2 separate regions of the Homo sapiens genome follow, and region 2 is linked to region 1. A link is a loop called in an ENCODE intact Hi-C map of the cell type or tissue named here. Cell type or tissue: mammary epithelial cell. All regions are shown on one strand. Each heading gives the region's core, and the rest is flanking DNA. Links, peaks and the distances in the headings are about the cores only.

Region 1 (9,905 bases), core at 1,101-9,100:
CGGATGCACTGATATTTATTGTATATAAGACAAGGGGGCAGGGTAAGGAGGGTGAGTCATCCAAGTGATTGATAAGGTCAAGCAAGTCACGTGATCATAGGACAGGGGGCCCTTCCCTTATAGGTAGCTGAAGAAGAGAGGGAAGACAGCATACATCAGCATTTTCTTTTTTTTTTTTTTTTTTTCCCCCGAGACAGAGTCTCACTCTGTCACCAGGCTGTAGTGCAATGGCCCGATCTCAGCTCACTGCAACCTCCGCCCTCCGAGTTCAAGCGATTCTCCTGCCTCAGCCTCCCAAGTAGCTGGGATTACAGGCGCCTGCCACTGCACCCAGCTAATTTTTTGTATTTTTAGTGGAGATGGGGTTTCACCTTCTTGGCCAGGCTGGTCTTGAAGTCCTGACCTCGTGATCCACCCGCCTCGGCCTCCCAAAGTGCTGGGATTACAGGCATGAGCCACTGCGCCCGGCCCAGTGTTTTCTTTTACGCACTTATCAGAAAGATAAAAGACTTTAAGACTTTCACTATTTCTTCTACCACTATCTTCTAAGAAATTCAAAGAGGAACCAGGAGTACCGGAGGAATATGAAAGTGGACAAGAAAAGTGACCACTGAAGCACAGCACCACAGGGAGGGGTTTATGCCTCCGGATGGCTGCGGGCAGGCCTGGATAATATCCAACCTCCCACAAGAAGCTGGTGGAGCAGAGTGTTCCCTGACTCCTCCAAGGAAAGGGAGACTCCCTTTCATGGTCTGCTAAGTAACGGGTGCCTTCCCAGGCACTGGCATTACCGCTTGACCAAGGAGCCCTCAAGCGGCCCTTATGCGGGCCTGACAGAGGGCTCACCTCTTGCTTTCTTGGTCACTTCTCACAATGTCCCTTCAGCACCTGATCCTACACCCGCCCGTTATTCCTTGGTTATGTTAGTAATACAACAAAGAGTAATATTAAAAGCTAATGATTAATAATGTTCATACTAATGATTGATAATGTCCATGATCATCTCTATATCTAATTTATAACTATTCTTATTCTAACTGTTTTCTTTATTATACTGAAACAGTTTGTGCCTTCAGTCTCTTGCCTGGGCACCTGGGTAATCCTCCGCCCACAGACTCCCGCATCACTGAGTCCCGGTCCTCCTATCCTACACGGAGTCTCTACCTTCATCTCCACACTCAGGGAGACTCCACCTCGGTCTCCGCCTTCACTGAATCCCCGCCCCCATTGCGCCTTCACTGAGACACCAGCCCCATCTACGCTCACAGAGACCTTACCCCGTCTCCCCGTCACCGAGACCGCTCCCCCATCTCGCCCTCACCAAGTCCCCGCCCCCGCCTCGCCCTCACCGAGTCCCCATCCCTGTCTCTCCCCCACTGAGACCCCGCCCCCGTCTCGCCCTCATCGAGTCTCCGCCCCCGTCCTCCGTCATCGAGTCTCCGCCCCGCCTCGCCCTCACCGAGTCCCCGCCCCCGCCTCCCCCTCACTGAGTCCCCATCCCTGCCTCTCCCTTACTGAGACCCCGCCCTCGTCTCTCCCCTCACGGAGACCCCGCCCCCGACTCCCCCTCATCGAGTACCCGCCCCGTCTATCCTTCATCAAGTCTCCACCCCCGCCTCTCCCTCACCGAGTCCCCGCCCCCGCCTCCCCCTCACCGAGTTCCCATCCCTGTCTCTCCCCTCACCGAGACCCCGCCCCCGCCTCTCCCTCATCGAGTCCCCGCCACCGTCTCTCCTTCATCGAGTCCCCTACCCTTCCCGTCATCGAGTCCCCGGCCCCGTCTCCCCCTCATCGAGTCCCCGCCCTCTTCTCTCCCTTCACTGAGATCCCGCCCTCTTCTCTCCCCTCACTGAGGTCCCGCCTCTGACAGCCCCTCACCGAGTCCCCGCCCCCCGTCTCTCCCTCACCGAGTTCTCGTCCCAGTCTCCCCATCACCTAATCCCCACCCCTGTCTCTCCCTTACGAAGTCCCCGGCCCCCGGTTCCCCTCACCGAGACCCTGCCCTGTCTGTCATCGAGTCCCTGTCTCCCCCTCACCTAGTCCCTCTTCTCTCCCCTCACCGAGTCCCCGCCCCCGTCGTCCGCTCACCAAGTCCCCGCCCCCGTCTCCCCCTCACCGAGTCCCGCCCTCTTCTCTTCCCTCACCGAGTCCCCGCCCCCGTCGTCCCCTCACCGATTCCCGCCCCCGTCTCCCCGTCACCGAGTCCCCGCCCCCGTCTCTCCCCTCACCGATTCCCCGCCTCCGTCTCCCCTCACCGATTCCCGCCCCTGTCTCTCCCTCACCGAGTCCCCGCCCCCGTCAATCCTCTCACCGAGTCCCCGCCTCCGTCTCCCCTCACCAAGTCTCCGCCCCCGTCTCTCGGTCACCAAGACCCCACCCCCGTCTCCCCCTCACCGAGTCCCTGCCCGGGTCTTCCTGCCTCCACGTGGCGAAGCCGCACCTGAAGCCCCACCTGGTCGCAAAGGCTGGTGCAGGGGAAACCGTTGGTTCAGCTGCGGTTCCTGGGAAGGGGGTGCCGCTCTGATCACGCGCACTTCTGATTCCCCTCTCGGGGCTCGGAAGCGGCTGAGGGCTCTGGACCCGGTCTCCGAGGCGTGAGGCGGTGGGAGGGTCGGCGGCCGCGTCCTCCACGACCCTGGGGAGAAGTCCCAGTTTCCGCGCAGCCGACAACGGTTGGACCCCGTCCCTCCGGCTTCACTGGGCACCGTGGGGGCAGAACCCGGCGGCGGCTTGGGGTGGGGGCGGGACCACGATGGAGGGAGTCTGTTGGGCGGGACCTCGAAATGCCTCTGCTCGCTTTCCTCTGCATTCATGCGGCTTGTACGAGGATGCGCTGTTTCCTGGTGGTTTGTTATACGGCAGTAGATAACTGATACATCTCTCTTCACTACTTTGTTTGCGTTTTTATAGGTCAGGGTCTTCCTCTGTCGCACAGGCTGGAGTGCAGTGGCTCGATCACGGCTCACGGAAACCTCCAATCCCTGGGCTCAAGCGATCTTCCCTCAAATTCAACAGTAGCTGGAACTACAGGCTCGTGACACCACAGCAGGCTAATTTTTAAATTTTTCGTGGAGATGGGAGGTCACACTATATTGCCCAGGCTGGTCGCGAACTCCTGAGCTCAAGCGATCTTCCCTCTTTGGCGTCCCAAAGAGCTGAGATTGCAGGTATGAACCACCGCACCGGGCCCATTCTCAACATCTCTCAACAAACTGATAAAGAGCATGTAAAAAAATCTACAGCTAACATTGTAGTGAAATACTGAAAACTGTTCTAAGCTCAGGAGTACAGCAACGATGCCCACTCTCACGAATTCTATCAAGCATTGTAGTTACGGCCACGCGCGGCTCACGCCTGAGATCCTAACACTTTGGAAGGAAGATCGCTTTGAGTTCAGGAGTTTGAGACCAGCCTGGGCAAGATGGCAAAACCCTGTCTCAATTTTAAAAAATACAAAAATTAGCCAGGCATGGTGATGCATGTCTATAGTCCCAGCTACTTCGGAGACTGACACAGGAGGATCACTTGAGCCCGGAGGCAGAGGTTGTAGTGAGCTGAGATGGCAACATTGCACTCCAGCTGGGGCGACAGAGGAAGGCCCTGTCTGAAAAAGAAATTGGAAGAAACATTATCTACATTTCTTTTCTGCCATTATTTACAGACAACATAATTGTCTAAGTGGGAGATCCAAAAGAATCTAAATTGTTACACATAATGTGCGGGTTAGCAAGAATAGTGGCTAAAAACTCAATATGCAAAGATAATTGTCTTGTCTCTCTCTTTTTTTTTTTTTTTTTTTTTTTTTGACGGAGTCTTGCTCTGTCGCCCAGGCTGGAATGCAGTGGCTTGATCTTGGCTTGCTGCAACCTCCACCTCCCTGGTTCAAGCGATTCTCCTGCCTCAGGCCCCTGAGTAGCTGGGATTACAGGCGCATGCCACCACGCCCAGCTAATTTTTGTATGTTTTTAGTAGAGACGGGGCTTCGCCACGTTGGCAAGGCCGGTCTGGAACTCCTGACCTCAGGTATTCCGCTGGCCTCGGCATCCCAAAGTGCTGGGATTACAGGCGTGAGGCACCGCACCCGGCCGACTTGTCTCTTTTAACAGCAATATTACAACAGCAATAAAATAAGTAGAAATAAATACAACAAAAAAGTATGCAATATCTCTTCCGAGAAATTTGTAAACTACTATTGAAAGAAATCAAAGATGACCTAGATCAATGGATAGACCTTCCTTGTTGATGGATTAGAAGTTTCAATATAAAGACTTGAATTCTTCTTACTTAATATAGAAAGTTAACAAGTTTTCAGTCAAAATAACATGTTTGATGAGGAACCTGATCTACTTATAATAAAATGTATGTATGTGGAGGTACAAAATACTCCTGAAGAACTGTTGGCACTTACCCTACAGACATTAAGAAATAGAAAGACAGGGTCGGGCACGGTGGCTTACGCCTGTAATCCCAACACTTTGGGAGGCCGAGGCGGGCGGTTCACCAGGTCAGGAGATCGAGACCATCCTGGCTGACACGGTGAAACCCCGTCTCTACTAAAAATACAAAAAATAGCCGGGCGTGGTGGCAGGCACCTGTGGTCCCAGCTACTCAGGAGGCTGAGGCAGGAGAATGGCATGAACCCGGGAGGTGGAGCTTGCAGTGAGCAGAGATCGTGCCACTGCACTCCAGCCTGGGCGACAGAGCGAGACTCCGTCGCAAAAAAAAAGACAGTAATATTGGTGTAGTGGTAAATAAATTAAACCAATAAATAGAATAGAAAGCCCCAAAATACACCCTTATGAATGAGGTGTGTTCTTGGCCATTATGAATAATGCTGCTATAAACGTGGGTGGTCAAATATCTTTTTGAGAGCCTGTTTTCCATTCTTTTAGATATATACCCAGAAGTGGGATTGCTAGACCATGTGATAATACCAATTTTAATTTTTTGAACCACTGCCATACTGGTTTTCATAGCTGCTGCACCGTTTTATAGTCTCACTAACAGTGCACAGGTGGGCCAGGTGTGCTGGTTTTCATGCCTGTAATCCCAGCACTTTGGGAGGCTGAGGTGGATGGATCACCTGAATTCAGGAGGTCAGGACCAGCCTGGCTACATGGTGAAACCCTGTGTCTATTAAAAATACAAAAGAATTAGCTGGGTGTGTTGAGTCCCAGCTACTTGGGAGACTAAGGCAGGAGAATCGCTTGAACCCAGGAGGTGGAGGTTGCAGTGAGCCGAGATCTCGCCAGTGCACTCCAGCCTGGGCAACAGAGCAAGACTCTGTCTCAAAAAAAAAAAAAAAAAAAAAAAAAAAAAGAATTCACAACACAATGACTGTGTTAACAATGTTGTTGAAGTTCATCCTAAGTTTGGTAATTGGGGTGGCCATTTGTGTTAACTAATTGCCTTTATCCAAATGAAAAATAAAAATTCTTATATCCTTTTGGCAAGCAGGCAGTTTTAGCTTATAAGCAGGTGCCTAAGGAAATAGAAGTGTGCTACTGATGCAGGTAAGTGCCATCATTGGGGATTCACCCAGGAAAGAATTCAACTGGTGGTGCTACACAAGGATCTTTCATTCACTCAGAGTTGCTTTTTCCAGAGTACAGCTAAAACCTATGCAGTGTGCCCAGAATCAGCATTTTGTGCTGTTGGCTAGCTATAGTTATACTCACTTTTAATTACATGCAAATTAAGGGGTGTGCCATGCAGAACTTTCTAGAAAGGAGGCTATAACTTCCAGGTGATTGTTGTGGAAGTGAATGGTAACTTTCATGTTGTTGCCATGGTACTTATCAACTGTCATGGCTCTGGTAGGAGTGTCTTACCCTAACAAGCAAGGAGAGCAACTAGAGATGGCTTTTGGTGCCATCTGCTGGTTCCCGGTGGCTTCTTCACTTTATCCTGTTGGGACCAGGAAACAAAGTAAGTCCTACCCAGTCTCCTACCTCACTATGGTCTGAAGGTTGTATGTTGTGTGTGTCCTGCCTCCACACCACCACTCCGCAAAGCCAAATGCTTAAATCCTAACCGCAGAAGTGATGAAATTAGGATATGAGGCCTTAGGGAGGTGATTAGATCATGAGGGCGGGGCCTTCGTTAATGGATTTACTAGCAAGTTTGTCCAAGTCGCCTTATTTTGTTGTTGTTGTCTTGTTTTGTTTTGTTTTAGACTTGTAGCAGCCTGAAGCCATGGTTTTTAGTTTCTGTTTCTAGTGATAAGTGGAAAAGAGGGATGAGGAAGAGGCTTTGCAGGCCCAACCAGAAACAAAAACTAACAACCCATAACTGTATTCTTGAACACCCCTGTATGGGATTGGCCGTGGAGACTTTCTCACCCCTTCTATCATGTGATTATGAGGTATGAGGTAGGAAATGTCTTTGTGTTTAAGGAGGGACTGTTCTGAACGTCCATGCTGATTCCCACTGAAGACGTTAAACTCTAGAGTCTGTGGGAAAAGGAAGAAGCTTAATTGAATGTCTTTCTTTTTTCTTTCTTTTTTTTTTTTTTTTTTTTGAAGCTGAGTCTCACTCTGTTGCCCAGGCTGGAGTGCAGTGGCGCGATCTCGGCTCACTGCAACCTCCACCTCCGGGTTCAAGTGATTCTCCTTCCTCAGCCTCCCGAGTAGCTGGGATTACAGGTGCATGCCACCACACCTGGCTAATTTTTTATTTTTAGTAGAGATGGAGTTTCACCATGTTGGCCAGGCTGGTCTCAAACTCCTGACCTCATGTGATCTGCCCGTCTCAGCCTCCCAAAGTGCTGGGATTACAGGGGTGAGCCACCGCGCACGACCTGAATGTCTTTTTTTTTTTTTTTTTGAGACGGAGTCTCACTCTGTCACCCAGGCTGGAGTGCAGTGGCGCGATATCGGCTCACTGCAACCTCCGCCTCCCAGGTTCAAGCGATTCTCCTGCCTGAGCCTCCCGAGTAGCTGGGACTACATGCACCTGCCACCACGCCCAGCTAATCTTTTGTGTTTTGTTTTTAGTAGAGACGGGGTTTCACTGTGTTAGCCAGGATGGTCTCGATCTGCTCACCTCGTGATCCACCCGCCTCGGTCTCCCAAAGTGCTGGGATTACAGGCGTGAGCCACCGCGCCTAGCTGAATGTCTTTCTTACGAGCCCTGGGTACTGGGCTTGAAACCACCTTTGCAAAAATTATAACTGAGAAACTGATTACAGGGAAAGAGATCTGACCAAACTAACTGCATCTTGCTTCTAACCTCCACACTGTCCTTGTTCATTCCTGGACATAGGCCAAACTAAGTTTGGGATGAACTTAGTTTATAGTTTAACTTTGAAACAAAAACAACAATAATGCTTTCCCAAAACAAACCTCCTTTTCCCTGGAGACTAGACTGCCTTTGCAGGACTAACACATTAGCCACAGATAAGGAATTATGGTTTAGGAGTCATGCAGCTGGTGGGTGCAATATTCTGGACCTCCCCAAATTGCTCCTGGGGATAAAATCACTATCGTAAAACCTAGAATCAGTGCTTGAGATATTTTGCAGACCCTGTGTTTCAGTGCACAAGTTGAGGCCACCTAGATGGATAAACCGGCTCATCTGGTCTTGTGGTTCCCACCCAGGAACTGACTCAGAGCAACAGGACAGGTTCCACTCCCTGTGATTTCATCTCAGACTCAACCAATCAGCACTTCCCACTTTCAGACCCCCTATTATCCTTAAAATTATCTCAAATTATCCTTAAAAACCACGATCTCAGGCCAGGTGCGGTGGATCACGCCTGTAATCCCAGCACATTGGGAGGCCAAGGCAGGTGGATCACCTGAGGTCAGGAGTTCAAGACCAGCCTGGCCAACATGGTGAAACCCCGTCTCTACTAAAAAAAACAAATAGAAAAATTAGCCAGGCGTGGTGGCGGCCACCTGTAATCCCAGCTACTCGGGAGGCTGAGGCAGGAGAATCTCTTAAACCCAGGAGGAAGAGGTTACAGTGAGCTGAGGTGGCGCCATTACACTCTAGCTTGGGTGACAAGAGCGAAACTCTGTCTCAAAACAAACAAACAAACCCCCTGATCCCAGAGTTTTCAGGGAGACTGATCTGAATAATAGTAAAATTTTGGTCTCCTGTACGGCTAGCTGGCTCTGCATGAATGAAACTCTTTCTTTATTGCAATTTCCTGTATTGGTAAATCAGCTCTAGGCAGTTAGGCGGTTACAAGCTTGGTAACTCATGCCTATAATCCCACACTTTGGGAGCCCACGGCAGGAGGATCGATTGAGGCCAGGAGTTAGAGCCAAGCTTGGGCAACATAGTGACATCCCATCTCTACAAAAAGAAAAAAAAATAGCTGACTGTGGTGGTGGGCGCCTGTAGTCCCAGCTACTGAGGAGGCTGAGGTGGAAGAATCACCTGAGTCCAGGAGTTCCATGCTGCGGTGAGCTATGATTGTGCCATTGCACACCAGTCTGGGTGACAGAGTGAGACTGTCTCTAAAAAAAAGGAAAAAAAAAGAAAGAAAATCCATCAGCAGATAGCTCTTGGATCTACCTTCACTTTAGCCTCAGACCATGCCACAACCCCTCTGTTCTCCCCTGCTACCAACTTTCCAAACCACTTTCTTCTCATCGGGATTATTGCCTTAACTTTCCAATTACGCTCCCTGATTCTACCTTTGATTCCCAAGAGTTGTACAAATGACAGACAGATATTCTTAAAATATATATCAGATAATATTGCTCCAGTAGCTCAGACCCTTCTATGACTTTGCATTGCACTCATAGTAAAACCCAAAATGTTTAGTTGTTCTCATGGCCCCATATGATCTGACTGATAATTGACTTCCTTCCTGCTAGTCTCCATCCTACCCAACTCACTTAAACCATTTCAGACACAGGGCTTCTGCTGTTACAGAAGCATTGTCCTGCCTTCCTGCCTCAGGGCCCTTGCACTTGCTGTTCTGTCTTTCCTCAGAAATTGACAGACATCCCCTAAATTCCTTCAGTCATTTCCTGGAGATGAAGTGGAAATACTGTGTGTAGATGACTCTGAGTCCCAGTTTTCTCATCTGTCAAACTGTTGTTCCATCCCCATCCCAGCTTGGAAAAGGCTTTTTTTTTTTTTTTTTTTTTTTTTTGCTGGCCCCTTGCTCTGTTGCCCAGACTGGAGTGCAGTGGCACGATCTCAGATCACTGCAACTTGAACCCTCGTGAGTTCAAGCAATTCTTATGCCTCAGCCACAGGAATAGCTGAGATTACAGGCGAGCACCACCACACCAGCTAATTTTTGTACTTTTTTTTTTTTTGAGATTGAGTTTTGCTCTTGTTGCCCAGGCTGGAGTGCAATGGCACTATCTCGGCTCACTGCAACCTCTGCCTCCTGGGTTCAGGCGATTCTCCTGCCTCAGCCTCCCAAGTAGCTGGGATTACAGGGGCCCACCAACACACCTGGCAAATTTTTTGTATTTTTAGTAGAGATGGGGTTTCTTTTTTTTTTTTTTTTTTTTTTTTTTGAGATGGAGTTTCACTTTGTCGCCCAGGCTGGAGTGCAGTGGCGCGATCTCGGCTCACTGCAAGCTCCGCCTCCCAGGTTCACACCACTCTCCTGCCTCAGCTTCCTGAGTAGCTGGGACTACAGGCGCCCGCCACCACGCCCAGGTAATTTTTTTGTATTTTTAGTACAGACGGGATTTCACTGTGTTAGCCAGGATGGTCTCAATCTCCTGACCTCGTGATCCGAGCACCTTGGCCTCCCAAAGTGCTGGGATTACAGGCGTGAGTCACTGCACCCGGCCAAGATGGGGTTTTATCATGTTGACCAGGCTGGTCTTGAACTCCTGACCTCAGGTGATCCACCTGCCTCAGCCTCCCAAAGTGCTAGGATTATAGGTGTGAGCCACTGTGCCCAGCCAATTTTCGTACTTTTAGTAGAG
Region 2 (8,876 bases), core at 877-8,876, 120 kb after region 1:
TGCTCAGCTCCTCCTTATTCGTCCCATAAAGCAAAAGGTCCCCCTCAAATAGCACACCCCTCCTCCATCTCCCCTTCCCTCTCTCCAGCCCCCCAGGCAGAGGCGACGGTCAAGGGTATAACATACAAGATTCAGGTATTTTACTTCAGGCCTCGAAATGATGTCCGTGGCTGGCAATACAGCTGACAGCTCTTAGTCTGGTCCTGGATTTATGATCCCCAGGTGAGAAGCCATTCCGCTGAAGGCTCCTGTCCCACAGGGATGGTTTATGGCTGGGAGTTGGCCAAAGGTAGTAGCGGCAGCTTCCTCCCCACGTCTTCCCAGAGATGGTCTATAACCACAGGAATGCTAAGCTGCTTCTGCAATTCAGGAGGAGGAAGCCAGAGAGAAGCAGGACCCCCAAGGCTCTACGCTCACCGCCCCACACCACTGAGTTCCTTTTTAAAGCCAAACACCAGCATCCAACCTTCCGCCTCCTGACTTTGGGAATCCATACTGCTTTGTTTCCTGAACCCCTCAGCCTCCCCGACGTTGGGGTGCTAAACCTTCCGACATCTCCTCCTAACCGAACACCTACTGTGTGCCTGGTCACTTTCCATTTGTTCTCCCCAGTCCTGAGGAAGGTGAAATGGATTTAGACACTTGAGAAATGTTTATTCCAGGCTTGGCTAGAGGGGTAAATAAAACAACCCCTCCTTACTAAACACTACTATGTGCCCGTTATTTATTTGTTTTTGTTTGAAGGAGGAATCCACAAATCCTTATGAAGGTGTGATTGTGGATTCAGTCATTGGACAAATATTTATTGTAGGCCTATGTGCGCCACACCTTAGGGTTCAGTAGTGAGCAAAACACAGATGTCTTCAAGGATCTTACCATCTCATAAAGACTCTAAATTCCCCCTGACTAATAAGGAAATCGAATCCCAGCTTCTTAGGAGGCTAAGACAGGAGAATGACTTGAGCCTAGGAGTTCCAGATGTTAGTGAGCTATGATGGCATCACTACACTCCAGCCTGGGTGACAGAGTGAGACTCTTTCTCTAAAAATAATAATATTAATAATAATAACAATAAGGAAGTTGGGGCTTAGAGAAATTAAATAATTTCCCCCAAAGTCACACAGCTAGTAAATTACAGGGCCAGAATTCAAACCCAGATATGTTTGACTCAAAAATCTTATCACTAACTGAGCATCTGCTATCTTAGGCACTGAGCTGGGGGTTTTCAAACATAAAAATTCTTGACATAGAAGAGGCACTTGATAGTCTTGTGGAATAGGCCAGGCACTGGTGGCTCATGCCTGTAATCCCAGCATTTTGGGAGGCCGAGGAGGGAGGATCCCTTGAGCCCAGGAGTTCAAGACCAGCTTGGGCAACATGGTGAGACTCCACCTCTTAAAAAAATAGTTTTGTGGAATAAATACAATGGATGGAAGGATAGATGAATGGATGGAGAGGCAGATGGATGGTGGAAGGATGGATGCACAGAGGATAGAAAAAGAGAGTTGGATAATGGATAATGCATGCATGGAGGAATTGGTGAATGCATGGATAGAGATGGATGGATAGAAGAATGGATCCATGAAAGAACAGAGAGACAAATGATGCATCATGGATAGATGAAAAGAGATGGGTGGAAGGATAAAGAGATGGATGTGTGAAAGGATGGATGTACAGATGGATGGACAGATGGAATAGTGGGTGGGTGTATGAGTGAATGGATGGAGAGAAAATGGATGGGTAGATGAAATAATTGATGGATAGATGGACAGACTGATGGAATAACAGGTGGTTGGATGAATGAATGAATGGAGATATGGATAGCAAGACAGATGGAAGGATGGGCGTAAAAACAGATGGATAGATGAAATAATAGATGGAGGGAAGGATGGATGGATGGATGAAGAGATATATGGAAGCGTGGAAGGATGGGAATTTGAACAGCAGATCTCTGTTACCCACAACAATTCTGTGAGGTAAGACATCATTCCCATTTTATAGATGAGAAAACAATAGCTCAGAGTGACAAAGGCACTGGCCAGAGTCATAGAGCAAGTTGGGGACAAAATCTAGATTCCAACATAGGTCTTTCAGACTCCCAAAATGGACACCCTCATGTCACAGTCCCCTCCCAGCCCTCACCCTGAGTACCTTAACATCTCACTTCTCAGATCCCTTTTGACAAAGTATAATGAGACTGAGGGATGGGGTGGTGTCAGGGATGGGAGGGCCATTGGCTTTCAGCAGGTGAATTCATGGAAGCATTGGATGAAGATGCTGTTAGCTACGAATGGGCCAGAGTGGAGATCAGGTCTGTTTGGGCACACACACATACACACTTACAGAAAACACACAGCACACAGGGCATCCTACCCACATGCACACAAGGCAGGCACACACACACACTTTCATAAATACACACTTGCAGTTATATGCACACACTTACAAAGACATACCTGTCCACACATATGCACACAAAGATACTTGCACACACGTTTGCACAGATACATATGCACACACAAAATCATAACTCATAGACATGCTCTTATATACTTATTTATACATTCTGCAGACACACCATATGCACACATTTACACACACCTGCATAGAACACATGTACACAGACTCACTTGCTTTCAATGGTGGTAGAGGGAAATTTGGCTTCTGATTTCAATGAGATACCATCTCTCTCCCTTCTCAGATGGCAACGGCAAGAAGCCTGTATCATACTTGTGTATAACAAACTCATATGCACACATGCAATCTTGTAACACAGGCAAACCCATAGTCAGGGACAGGCAATTGCAGATACACATGCTGATACGTCCACACCCAAGCACAGTCACTCAGGGACACACCCACACTCATTCTGGGATGCACCCTCACACACAGGAAGGCACATCGGACCCCATGCCGGCAGTGCACATAAACTTTCTCCACTCCCATTCCCCCATATACACACCGAAACACACACATATAGACACACCAGGACATACCCAAATAATAAACACTTAATGTGACAGACACACAGAAACACACCGTCTCACACATTGGCTGCCAAGTCTAAGAATCTAGCCTGAAAGCTCTCACCTGTGTCAAGCCCAATACCACCCCCACCAGGGGCTGGACAAAGCCTTCTCAGGTGTCCCCACCACCACCACACACCCTTGCCTTCGACCCTAGGGAGCAAATTCTTCTTTGCTCCCATCAAGGAGAAAGAAGCTGCGGGATGACCATTTGGGGCTAAGCAAGGGAGGGTTGGTGAAGTTGGGGCTAAAGAAAGGGAGCCCCAGGCATCGCAGCCTGGGTTTGGGGGATGATTTGGGAGGAGCCCCCCAAACAGATGGAACAGGGGTGGGGCTACCAGAGGTTGAGGAGTGGGGGGAAAGGCATATCTGGAGGAGGCCCAGGGAAGTTTGCAGTGAAGGAAACCCCTCCCCTCTCTCCTCAGGACACCACGGGGAGAACCCCACTGAGTTCTCTCCTTCTTCCCTGATCCAGGGAAGCTCTGTAGTGGGGAAGCTGGAGGATAAAGCCTCAAAGGGGGATGGGATGGGAAGGCGCCATCCTGGAGCTTCTGGAGGCAGTGTCAGCTCCGGCCCCAGTCTGCGCCCCGTCTACCTCCCAGGGAGGGTGAGTTATGGGGATAAATATTCAGCACATGGCGAGGCAAGAATGGCGGAAGGGGTGCAGGGGAGAGAAAAAGAGAGAAAAAAAGAGATACAAATTCTCAGCGCCACAGAGACAGAGACAAGGAAAGATAGAAATATTAATAGAAAGAGACCCAGAGACGCAAAGCAGGGGAAATGAATAGAGACTCAGACAGAACTACTCAGAGACGCCGAGACGCAACCAGGCAGAGACCTTGAAGGTGGAGACACTCGGAAACCCCTCGATCCTCCCCTCTTTCAGAGACAGGGTCCTTCTAAACCCCCGAGTCTCACCCTCCTCCCGCTGCACCCCACTCAGCCCGGACTCAGCTCAATTCTGCAGCCCTTGTCGCCTCCGCCCTGGGGCCGGAGCGAGCCTGGTACGCTATTCGCGCTCAGACATTGCTCACTAATAATCATAATAATCAATAATAACAGCAAGAACCATCCTAAATGGCGCGGAGGTGGCTAGGGGTCCCGGGGCTCCTTCTGCCTCCACGTCCGACCCTGGAACCCCGAGAGGGCGTCCCCTACCCAGGCGTGCCGGGCAGGGTCGTGGGAAGCACAGGGGTAGAGGGGGACAGGTGGGGGCCCCGGGGGCTGCGGCGGCGGCAGCGGCTGTGGCGCGGGTACCACGCCCCCCGGGAGCGCCCCCCGCGCGGCGGCCACTCACGATTTTCTCAGAGGCGCCCGCACGGGACACGGTGCCGTTGAGCCCCACGAGCGAGGGCAGCGTCTGCGACATCCAGTTGGTGACCATGGCCATGGTGCTCAGCACGGCCCCGATCTTGAGCAGCGGCACCGACATCGCGCCTCCGCCTCATGCCCCGCGGCCGCCCGCCGCGCGTCCCTTCTCTGGCCCGCCGCGGGGCGCTCGGTCCCTCGACACCCAGGCGCCCCGGGGGGGCGTGGGGGAGGGGGCACGAGCGCGAGCTGCGGGGCAGGGGGTCCGGGACGGGGTGAGGGGGGGCTCGGGGACGCGGGCTGCGGCTCGGCGCGCCTGGCGGGCTCCTCTTATAAAGCGCCGGCTCGGGCCCCCGCCCCCTCCCGCGCCTCCGCGCCGGGCACTTCCAGCCGCCGTGACGTCACGCCTCCGGCCCGGAGCCCGGCGGGGGGCGGGGGGCGCCCAGACTGCCCCCACCCCCCACCCCACGCCCTCGCCCGCCCCCCGCCGAGGACCTCTCCATGGGGTGGGGGACCTCCCCCTGGTGGCATTCCCCAAGCGCCCCACCACCACCGCGGTGGCATTCCCCAGCCCCGCCCCCCAACGGTATTCCCGGCCCCCCTCCCCCTAGGCGGTGTTCCCGGACCGCCTCCCGCACGCAGACCCTCTTCGAGCCTGAGCCGCGGGACCCCGCGCGTAAAGGCGCCCTCGGCCCACCCCGGCCACCCAAAGACGGCAGGGGGCCGGAGTCGCAAATCCCCACCCACCCACTGTTGGGACACCCACCCTGGCTACCTAAAACCTCGGACAGCGGGCATTGGGGGGCGTGGGGGGGCGACACGCTCGTGCGCTCCCATGAATCGGGTCACCAAGGGTCTCCTTTAGCTGGGGGAAGGGGCTTCCTTCCCGGGCACTGAGACCACTCTAAGGATCCTTCGGTCATTTCGTGCCCCCAGGGTGGCGTGATCCAGGGCCAGCAGACGAAATTGTTTGGGTGCAGGTGCGGTCCTGGGGTCACTTCGGCCACGGGAGGAGTTCCCACGACTACCAAGGGCAGTTTCCTACCCAGGGACCACGGAGACCTGGCACGCGGCTTTTAGGAGGCGAGTCCCGGGCAGGTGTCTACTTGCAACTTTAACTTTGGGTGGGGGCGGGGCACTCACGCTTCGGACCTTCCTCGCGGCCCCGGGGACCCCGCTCCCGGCCCGCTCCCTCGGGGGAGCGGGAAGCGCAGTGCCCTCGCCGCCCACCCGTCCGCCCACGCATCAGCCGGCGGCGGCAGCCGCTGGGCCGCGGAGAGGAGCGCCGGGCTAGTTTTAATTTCCTCTGTTTTGCCTGCACTCACGCCCCCTCCTGGCGTCCCCGCATCACCTCGCTCCGCCGCCGCCGTCGCCCTCAGCCCGCGGCCGCCGCCGTCTGGAGGCGGCGATGACTCAGGCCTTTCCAGGCGGCGGCCTGGGGCTGAGGGCTCTGGCTGGGGAGGAGCGCCAAGCATGAGCGGGGAGGGGGGCTAGGGGTCTCGAACCGTCTTTTTTTCTGAGCTGGACAACACCAAGATGCAAGTGTGACCTGTAGGGATGACTGTTCCTCTCTGCCTCAGTTTCCCCATCTGCAAAGTGGGTGGTGGAGACCTAACACGTGTAAAGGGCTTGGTCATCCTGAGAATCAGGTAATTTACTGAGCATCTACTATGTCCCAGGCACTGTGAACAACAGACAAAAATGCCTGCCTGTGTGAAATTGAATATTCTTTTTCTTTTCTCTCTCTTTTTTTTTTTTTTTTGGTAGAGATGGGCATCTCGCTATGTTGCCCAGGCTGGTCTCGAACCCCTGGCCTCAATCGATCCTCCCACCTTGGCCTCCCAAAGTGTTGGCATTCCAAGAATGAGCCTCCGGGTTGGATGTGAAGATGAATATTCTATGGGGTGAGACAGTCAAGAAATACGGGAAAAAAGTAAAGTACATAAGATATTAGGAGGAAGGGGAAGTAAACTTTAAACAGAGTGATTGGAGAAAGGGACTTTTTTATTTATTTATTTATTTATTTATTTATTTATTTATTTGAGACGGAGTCTTGCTCTGTCGCCCAGGCTGGAGTGCAGTGGCGTGATCTCGGCTCACTGCAAGCTCTGCCTCCCGGGTTCAGGCCATTCTCCTGCCTTAGCCTCCCGAGTAGCTGGGACTACAGGCACCCACCACCACGCCCGGCTAATTTTTTGTATTTTTTAGTAGAGACGGGGTTTCACCGTGTTAGCCAGGATGGTCTCAATCTCCTGACTTCGTGATCTGCCCACCTCGGCCTCCCAAAGTGCTGGAATTAGAGGCGTGAACCACCGCGCCTGGCGAGAAAGGGACGTTTAAGCAGAGACCTGAAGTGAGGAAGGGAACCATCTGGATATCTAGGGGAAGAGAGTTCCACGCAACAGGAACAGCAAGTGCAAAGGCCCTGGGGCAGGAGTGTTTGAGGACCAGGAAGGAGGCCAGTGTAGTTGGAGTGAGCCAGGGGGAGAATAAGGAATGATGATGTTTGTAAAATACTTTACAAGTGTCTGGGACATGGTAAGTTTTTCAAATAGTAGCTACCATTGTTGTTATTATTTGAGGCCGGGCACAGTGGCTCATGCCTATAATCCCAGCACTTTGGGAGGCCGAGGAGGGTGGATCACTTGAGGCCAGGAGTTCGAGACCAGCCTGGCCAACATGGTAAAACCCTGTCTCTACTAAAAATACAAAAGTTAGCCGGGTATGGTGGTGCACGCCTGTAATCCCAGCTACTTGGGAGGTTGAGGTGGGAGAATTGCTTGAACCCAGGAGGCAGAGGTTGCAGTGAGCCAAGATCGAGCCACTGCACTCCAGCCTGGGCGACAGACGAGTGAGACCCTGTCTAAAAGAAAAAAAAGATGAGTTCTTGCCAGCTTGTTCTAAAGCTTTCACTGATGAGTGCTGAACACTTTGCAGATGCAATGTTAACAACTGCTGCAACATCCATAAACAGTACAGTGACACCCCTATTTCCAGGTGAGGAAACTGAGCTCAGAGAGGAGAGGGACCCAGATCAGGGGAACCCAGCAGGGAAGTGGGGGCCCAGGTTTTGAAACCAGGACTGTCTGATTTCAGACCCTAAGACCAACTGGGCTCCAGGCCTCCTGGCTTAGACAATTTGGGACCCAAACAAACTTTCTCACTCTCTGGCCATGGGTGCTGTGGGAAACTGCCTTAGTTCAGCGCATCCAGGCTTCTCCAAGGAGTGGTCTGTGCTCGAGTTTGCACTTGCTTGCATTTAACTCCTTGCCTCCCACCTCCCCAACGTTTCCAAAACTCTTCTCACCAAAGGTGCCAATTTGCCAGGTCCACACCCTCATGCCAGTCCTCATTAGATCATTCTCACAGTCAGTCAGTCCCCACTCACCATCACCTTCTTGAAACTCCTTTTTCCCTTGACTTCAGAGACACGGTATCACTTCCTAGTTCTGCACCCACCTCTCTGGCTGTGCCGTCGCTGTCTCCTGCTACTCCCTAAAACTCTGTATCTTTCAGGGCTTTGTCCTGGGTTCCCTGCCGCTCTCATTCTGCCTGGACCATCACACCCACTCTCAAGGTTTTGGCTCCATCTGGGACACTGCAACCTCAGGACCTTTGAACTTCCTGTTCCTTCTACACAAAATACATCAAGGATGCCCCCCATGGCTTGTTCCTTTACTTAATTAATGTATTTTTTAGAGACAGAGTCTTGCTCTGTCACCCAGGCTGGAGTGCAGTGGTTCAATCATAGCTCATTGCAGCCTCTAACTCCTAGGCTCAAGCTATTCTCCTGCCTCAGCCTCCCAAGTAGCTGGGACTACAGATGCGAGCCACCATTCCCGGTCCTTTATTTAATTTATATCTCTGCTCTGTCATTGTGTGGGTCAGAGCCATGCCCTGCCCTTCCCCCAGAAAACTACATTTCCCAGATTCCATTGCATACTGGCTTCCTGGTCGGTTTATCCAATGGGAGCCACTGGAGGGAGATCGGAGATTGGAGAGGAAGGCAGAAGCCAGGGTGTTTCTCTCCTGTGTCTGCTTGGGGTGGAGGGTGTTTTCTGACAGTGGCTACACCTCCTCCATAGTGCCAGTTCCTCCCCAAGGGTCCCTTCCTTATCACATCCTCTCTTTGCCATGTCCCTCCAGTAGCTTTCTGCTGTAGCTTATGCCAGATTTCCTCATCATCCCATGTGGCTTCTCAACTCTTTCTTCTCCCACTTAACCAATTCCCTGTATTAAATTTCCCCTCTCTGAAACACGTAGTTTGTTTCCCTAACAAGACCCTCAGTGATATGGTGATCTTATCCAAAGGACCTTCCCTGGCCACCTCATCTACAATCTGAACACCCCACCACTCTGTGCCACTTACCCTACTTTAGTTGTTTTTTGTTTTGTTTTGTTTTGAGATGGAGTCTCGCTCTGTTGCCCAGGTTGGAGTGCAGTGGTGAAATCTCTGCTCACTGCAACCTCCATCTCCTGGGTTCGAGTAATTCTCGTGCCTCAGCCTCCCAAGTAGCTGGGTTTACAGGTGCATGCCACCAT

The links. Hi-C counts contacts between places; a loop is a spot of excess contacts. Peaks named below come from ENCODE experiments on the same cell type or tissue, not always from the same donor. Only the 100,000 strongest peaks of a DNase experiment are listed, where the experiment ranks them.
Region 2: a loop joins it to region 1, with 15 times the contacts of the local background. A loop is called at or near these places in 4 of 110 quality-filtered maps.

What each region holds. Positions count from the first base shown.
Region 1 is chr19:9,790,482-9,800,386 of GRCh38, forward strand. It overlaps LOC100505555 (a long non-coding RNA gene), which reads right to left and starts at 2,699. Exons shown (of 2, transcript NR_148545.1): 1 at 2,453-2,699. It overlaps LOC124904635 (a long non-coding RNA gene), which reads left to right and starts at 2,581. Exons shown (of 3, transcript XR_007067134.1): 1 at 2,581-2,672; 2 at 2,911-3,167. RefSeq lists silencers at 1,348-1,717, 2,058-2,207, 5,792-5,981 and enhancers at 2,091-2,591, 2,592-3,092. In mammary epithelial cell, for the core only: CTCF peaks have their summits at 2,447 and 5,868 (motif pointing left); DNase peaks (open chromatin) are centred at 1,360, 1,820, 2,260, 5,870 and 1 weaker place; H3K4me3 peaks cover 1,897 bases; H3K27ac peaks cover 1,101 bases.
Region 2 is chr19:9,909,160-9,918,035 of GRCh38, forward strand. The region is part of intron 1 of OLFM2 (olfactomedin 2); the gene reads right to left. Among named protein-coding and RNA genes, the nearest start is that of OLFM2, 23 kb to the right of the region's middle. RefSeq lists silencers at 5,387-5,486, 5,507-5,596. In mammary epithelial cell, for the core only: a CTCF peak has its summit at 5,692 (motif pointing left); DNase peaks (open chromatin) are centred at 5,692 and 8,292; H3K4me3 peaks cover 895 bases; H3K27me3 peaks cover 849 bases.